Linked DNA regions of Homo sapiens: region 1 is linked to region 2. Evidence: chromatin contacts called from ENCODE Hi-C or POLR2A ChIA-PET data. All regions are on one chromosome and are shown on one strand. The core of a region is the stretch at or near the end of the contact, and the rest is flanking DNA. Distances in the headings are between cores, read along the strand shown.

Region 1 (3,218 bases), core at 88-2,587, 57 kb before region 2:
CCCTTGTTATTTCACAGATGAGGCACTGAAATAATTGGCCCCATGTGTCCCAAGCCCCTCAGAACTCCATGTGAGCCAGGGCGTGAGTCTCTGGCTCTTGTTCCACACATGTTGCCCTTTGACAGGGGCAAATTTCGGCCCACGGGGAGTGTTCTCACCGATGGTCTTAGGGGCGCTTTTGTCCCGAACCTGCCTCTTGGCTTGTTCTCACTGTTCCTTGTCTTGATTTCTGAGTTTGATGGGAAGCTGATGGGAGACAGGAGATGCTTCCCCTTAGTGTTTGTTTCTAGCCATGGGTGTGATCAGTGGCTAGTTTTTGTGATCTCATGTGACTTCTTTCCCTTTAAAAACTCACTGCTAAATTCTTTCTCTTTTCTCCAACATTAGAATATAGGTTTACTGTGGCAGACTTAGCAGCGTTTGTTTATTTCTGTTGTATGTGTATGATTTCAGACTAATTCAAATGCCTTACATGATTAATTTCTTGTTGTTGTTACAGGTACCTCAATAATAATGAGTTGACAGCGGTACCATCCCTGGGCGCTGCTTCATCACATGTCGTCTCTCTCTTTCTGTAAGTGGTGCCGTTTGGGGGACTCTGGGCTGTGTGGTGGGGCCATGGTGTTTGTTGCCTTGCTGATACCTGGTGGCAGGATAACTTGAGTTCATGTGCTCGCTGGTGAAGAAAGACCTTTCTTCATGTGGCCCTCATGATCATGACAAACGCTTTGCTTGCTGTTTTGGGATTTGCAGAATTAAACGCTGGAAGTTTTACCTCATCTTTAATTTGCAAGAAAGTAGGTCTTTTGTCTTTTTTTTTTTTAATGCGCAGAGGTATATGGAACTAGATTTCTTGCTTCTGTGGTTGGTTAAGCTGCAACTTTGAGTAAAACTGGAGTTAAAGGAAGCTGTGTCAGTTATAAGACAGCAAGCTAATCTTTGTGCCAGTGAATTGGGTAATGTGACTCAGTTTACTTTTGTGGCTTTAAGAAAAAGAAAGTGCCCCCAGGCCTCTGGAATCAACGTAAAACTATGTTGTCATGGTCAAGTGTTAGATAAGATGCGATCTATTTGTTCTAGACAGCACACTGGAAATGAAAAAGCAGATGAAGGGCCTTAGCTAAAAAGACATGAAGGCACCCATTGGGAATATTATCATTTGTGCTGTTACAAACCTTTGCTAGAGAACTGAGCACTGATCCTACCCCTATTTCTTCAGCAGTCAGGTGGAGGAGCTTGCTTGTTTTAAACTCACCCAGAAGACTTTCCAGATAAACCAGCCATGAGTCCAACAGTTTTCTCTGCCAGATTTTATTGGCAGCTTCCCCAGCAGAGCACCTCCCTCTTCACACTGAATTTCCTGTTTCCACTCCAGGCTTTCATAGTTTAATTTTATTTTGATTTTGCTGGTTTTATAATTAGTTTGCTCACCTATATGAATCTTTTCTCAATACTGAGGCTCGGCAGGCTGAGCAGAGAAACTTTGCAAGAAGGTGCTATTAATAAGAGTGCTGGCATAGCTTACAGATCTCGGATCTTTGGCTGGCAGCATGCCCTGTGTTCAGGAGGTGCTGTGTCCCTGTGAAACATGGTCTTGGGTTTAACCCTTTTCATGGCATTGTGGGATTGCAGGAGAGCGTGGGGGGTTAGAATTGCACTTCACTCTGTGCCCTGGACAGATGACCTAGTCTCTCTGAACCTCGTTTCCCTCATTTACATAATGCATTTTTGACCCATTTTATACATGAGGAAAGTGAGGCCCGGGGGAGTGGAATGTATATGAAGCTCCCAGCATTCTGTGGGAGTGTTTGACAAATGGTGGTTACTGTCATTGGCTGGTGGCTAGTTGTCACGTAGCTCCTTGGATCTTGGCAGGATCTCACCTTTAAGGCCGCAGGATTTAAGAGTCAGTCTCTGTTTCTGTGAAGTGCTGGAAGGAAGGTTTGTGGCCCTTTGTTCCCTTGATGGGTAAAGGTCTGACTTTATTTTGTACCCACTTGGTTTGTGGGCCCAGCATCTGGAAGGTGTTTAATTTTTGGCTTAATCAATGAGTTCGTCTTATGTGAGGCTGATAGGGATGTGATAACCTGTTGTGTGTCCATAAAGCAAAGCACTTGAAGATGCTAGGAGCTCCTTGCTGCTTAAAGCACAGGTCATGGACCATCAGTATTGAGTTAGCTTCGAGCTTGTTAGAAATGCAGAACCTCAGGCTTAATGCCAACACTACTGGATCAGAAGCTCCATTTAACAAGGGCCCTGGCCGTTTGTCCACGAGTTCAAGTTTGAGAAATGCTGATGTAACTGCTCTTGTTCCTCACATAGTGAGGAAGCTAGGGCCACAGAGAATATCTCTGTGTTGTCAGAGAGGAAACTGAGCCTCCCTGGAGGTCTTATAAGTTGTAAAAGTGAGAGGTGGAACTGAGACCAGACACAAACGCCTTTGCATCACTCCTTTAACCCCATGCACTCGGGGCAGGAGCGTGGCAGGTGACTCTGAACCACACTGTGCCAGAGGCAGGCAGGGCCCCCAGTTTGCCCCACGGGCCTGTGGCACTTAGAATTGCACCTTGCTCTGCTGACTAAAAATACATTTCTGTTCCTTGGCCCAAGTGCCAAGAGAAGTGGGGCTGTTTGGCCTTGTTCCTGCTATTCCATTAGACAGCATTGAAGTATGTAAAGCAGGAGAGAAAAAAAAGAGAGTTACTCCCTGTTTGGATTCAGTTTGGAAAATGCAGGTTAGCACTGGCAGCCAGCTCTTTGGCCTGAAGTTGGGCACCATCTGACTTGGTCAGTGATTTCTCTGAAATGACAGAAACCGAAGGGGCTTTATCTTGGTTTTCTCTGAGGTGCCTGTGTTCCCCATTCTTAGATTGGATGCCTGGATTCAGTGCTGGCAAGTTAGGTTAGCAGCATGACATCTGGGCAGCTGGATTATTGATAATGCTTCATGCCTTTTCTGTATTTCCCAAGTGGACCGTGCAAAGGACAAGGGAGAAAACAACAGAGCAGGCAGTGGATGAGCATCATTTTACAGCCCAAAGAACCACCTTCCTCATCCTAATCAATGAAGGCAGAAGACTTAGCAGCCCCATCCACATGATGATTCCAGTCATCCAGGTTTTGAACAGCAGGTTTTGCTGATGTGTCTCTTACTTTTCGGAACTAGTGAACTGAAGGGTGTCACGTGTTCTGTAAATATTTAGTAGGCACTTTTTGTG
Region 2 (3,349 bases), core at 74-2,573:
TGTTTTTGGAAAAGCACTTTCCAAAATTATAATTATTTTAATAAGATGCCCAACTCATCTAGGGGTGATGGGGAACATGAGGAAGAGTGGATTTTACTTAATTTAGCCTTGGGTCATCTGCTTACACTTCATTCTTCCTTGCTGTGACAGTTTCTCTGCTCATTAGAAATCTGGAGAGAAACAGAAGAAAATGGAAGGCCAGTCCATTTGGTTGCTTTGTTGATGTCTGAGGACAGTGGTGGGTGGAGAAGGCAGCCAAAGTCGTGCTCTTGGCCTGCATGATGTTTTTGGAATTTCTGCGCATACCTGTGCCTCCTGTTTGTCACCATGTACCAGAGACAGTGTATTGCAGGGAAGCCTGTGTGCTCTCTTTCCCAGTCTTCCCTTATCGTGGGCCAGCCATCATTCTTTAGCTCACAGCTCTGAGGTCTTCCAGGAACAAGGCAGCTAGACTCTTGGTTGACTTATCTTCAAGTGACTCCTCAGGAAGGAATGTCCGCTGAGATGGCGATTCCGATTTCTGTTTAAAAAGCTTATCCTTAGTTGCTGAGAAATGAAAAAGAAAATATTCTCTGTTTTGGTTGGAGCCCCACAAAGCTAAAGTTGTGCATTCTCATGCTCCCTGGGCAGTGGCAATTAACTAACAAGCACTATTTAGGGAGCAGAGCCGAATTCTGCCGGCCCCCTGAAGAATACTGGTGCAAAGATCAAGGCACAAACAAGAGGGTGGCACAGTGACGGGGCTTATTACATTTGGAAGTAAGAAAACATGCAGCTTTGCCAAATGGAAAAGGAACAGCCATGAGGCAAAAGAGCCCTCCTCGGAACTTGTTGCAGAATTTGGATCAAAGTCTCAGGCCGAGTTTGGAAGCTCCAAGTAGTTTATCAGGAAAGTGGGAAAAACCAGAGGGGGGATGGTGGCAGCATAGCACTGTTGGATGTATCAGAGGTCAGGAGAGGTCAGAAGGCAGCCCAGGGTCACACAGGAACAGTGTCTGTCCCAGAACATGGCATGGATAAGCTCCACGTTGCTGCTGCTCCAGTTGCGGTCCTTGGGTCAGCAGCCCCAGCATGATACGTGAACTTGTTAGCAGAGTCGTGGGTTCCACTCCTGACCCACCCAATCAGCAACTGCATTTTTTCAAAATCTCCAGGTGGGTTATATGCACTGCCCTGGGAAATTGGAGAGGAAGTGTGAGAAAAACCATTTCCCCCTTCCAGCTTGCTGATGTTCACTTGAGAAGCTGATTGGAGGCGACTGATCATTGTGTGTGTGAAGGGAGTGTCCCTCCTTTGCGGCTGCACCTGAAGCATCCACTGTTGTGTTTCTTTCAGCCATATCAGCAGCGACAGCTTCCTGTGTGACTGCCAGCTGAAGTGGCTGCCCCCGTGGCTAATTGGCAGGATGCTGCAGGCCTTTGTGACAGCCACCTGTGCCCACCCAGAATCACTGAAGGGTCAGAGCATTTTCTCTGTGCCACCAGAGAGTTTCGTGTGCGGTAAGACTGTCTTTGTAACTTTTTCTCTCCTTCATGAAGGACAAGGAAGCCAGGAGGTACTCTTCATTATGGGAGTAATTCCTGTGATCAGAGTAAACCCCAGCCCGTGGTTACAGATCAGCTGCTGGATGCAATTTATTTCTTGCTGAAACCACACACAGTATTTACCGTAGAGTTGCCTCATTATGTGGTTCTTGGAGGACATGCATTTAATCAGAAGGGAGTATAAGTTGGTTCAGTTACAAATCAGAATAATCAGTTACAGGAAGATAGTTCTGTTGTTTCAGAAGGGCTCTGGTGCCCGGGTTTAGCTGCGAATGTACTCCGCGTACGAGGCTGGCGTTTTAATGTGTGTTTCTTTCCGACCCCAAGAATGAAAGGTTAAATACAGGAAGAACAAGTCTCAGGAGAACAGTTGCTGTAGTAAAAATAATTCCTTGATGTTGACTTGTACTCTTGCTGTTTCTCCAAACCACTGAAATCTGCACTTGCAGCTTTACATTCTTTTTGCCTTCTGATTCCTGGAGCGTAGCTCTTGCCATCTTTTTGACTGGGAGTCGGGATCCAAGTTTGGTTGCAGAGAGCACAGAAAATGCTGAACAGCTGAAAACACACACGCAGGCTAGCTCAGACAGGACTGACACAGGCTCACGGTCAGGAAGACATGGTCAAAAAATGAGATGAATTTTGAGTTTTTCCTGTTTGCTTGCTCTAAGCAGGAGCAAGAGTGGGATTCCCAGGCCTGACTGGAACTGCTGGGCAGGTGTTAAGTCCCTCCTGCCTTTTGTGCTCACTGGTCTCCCTTGAGCCTTGAGATCCCTGCTGTGAGGATCCTAACCAGGAACTCACCCATCCATATGGCAACCCTTGTGGGCCACTTCTGTCTCCTACTTTCTGGCCATAGCAATAGCCATTGTGCCTGCTGGAGTAGCCAGTGTGCCTGCTGGAGGCAAGATGTGTGTGCCCTCTCCATGCATCCACCCCTACCTTCACCATCACCACTTTTGAGAACAGGCCTGCTGAACTTCCTCTGGATCCAGACCAGGGACACGTCTTAAACCCACTGCGAACATGGCAGCAGCTCTCCAAACTGACTTTTCATACCGATCTGTCTTATGGAGCCTTCTGTGTGGAATCTAATGCTCGCACAGCTCCATTATCCAGGCACAAAATGGCTGTATAATCCATTGTTCATTGGCCCATTGTCATCAAGTCCTTGACCCTTAAATTGTTTATAGACCTCCCTCAAATAAAGCTTTCCATCGCTCCCTCCCCTTTCCTGCCATAGGGCAGGCTTTCCCTCTGGGTGAGCCAGGTAGGACTTTGGTAAGTTCACCTAGCCCCCAGCCTGTGGCCCTGGCATATTCTGGATTGCAAGAGTTGTTTATTTCACATCTGTCATCCCCACCCCCACATTTTAGCTCAAGCTTCCCCCCCTCTAAAAACGTCAGGTGTTAATGGGAATCATGAAAACACTTGGCAGAAGATCAAGGTTTCAGGCTTTATGGGAGTCTCCCACTCCTTTTTTAAAAACGGAAACATAAGCACTCCACATCCACTAGGACAGCTAGAATCCAAAACTCAGATAATAACAAGTGTTGCTGAGGATAGGGAGAACCCTCCTACACTGCTGGTGGGAGTGTAAACTGGGGCAGCCACTTTGGAAAACAGTCTCGGCAGTTCCTCAGTTCAACATCCAGTTACGACATGACCTGGCAGTTCCACTCTTGGGTGTATACCTAAGAGAAATGAATGTATATGTTCACACAGAAACTTCTTCATGAATGTTCATAGCAGCATTATTCATAATGGCCAAAATATGGGCACAACCCAGGTATCAGTGGATGACT

The links. A loop is a pair of places that touch in the nucleus more often than their neighbours do. ChIA-PET counts read pairs that join two places held with the same protein, here RNA polymerase II (POLR2A). Pooled maps may share reads with other maps.
Region 1: a loop to region 2 is called in a map with no recorded cell type, with 3 times the contacts of the local background. The contact joins two enhancer-like sites. A Hi-C loop is called at or near these places in 6 of 168 maps with a recorded cell type or tissue (Right ventricle myocardium inferior, aorta, ascending aorta and 3 more), 1 of 37 single-sample maps with no recorded cell type and 6 of 50 pooled maps. POLR2A ChIA-PET finds 5 or more read pairs at or near these places in 2 of 52 experiments (H1 and WTC11).

The regions. Positions count from the first base shown.
Region 1 is chr3:66,448,915-66,452,132 of GRCh38, reverse strand. It overlaps LRIG1 (leucine rich repeats and immunoglobulin like domains 1), which reads left to right. Exons shown (of 19, transcript NM_015541.3): 3 at 500-574. Among named protein-coding and RNA genes, the nearest start is that of LRIG1, 50 kb to the left of the region's middle. Within about 2 kb of position 1,337, at least 18 of the 41 ENCODE cell types and tissues checked have a DNase peak (open chromatin) inside an H3K27ac peak, as active enhancers do; they include ascending aorta, where a contact is called at or near this core.
Region 2 is chr3:66,392,190-66,395,538 of GRCh38, reverse strand. It overlaps LRIG1 (leucine rich repeats and immunoglobulin like domains 1), which reads left to right. Exons shown (of 19, transcript NM_015541.3): 12 at 1,336-1,499. Among named protein-coding and RNA genes, the nearest start is that of LRIG1, 110 kb to the left of the region's middle. RefSeq lists an enhancer at 1,882-1,931. Within about 2 kb of position 1,323, at least 9 of the 41 ENCODE cell types and tissues checked have a DNase peak (open chromatin) inside an H3K27ac peak, as active enhancers do; they include ascending aorta, where a contact is called at or near this core.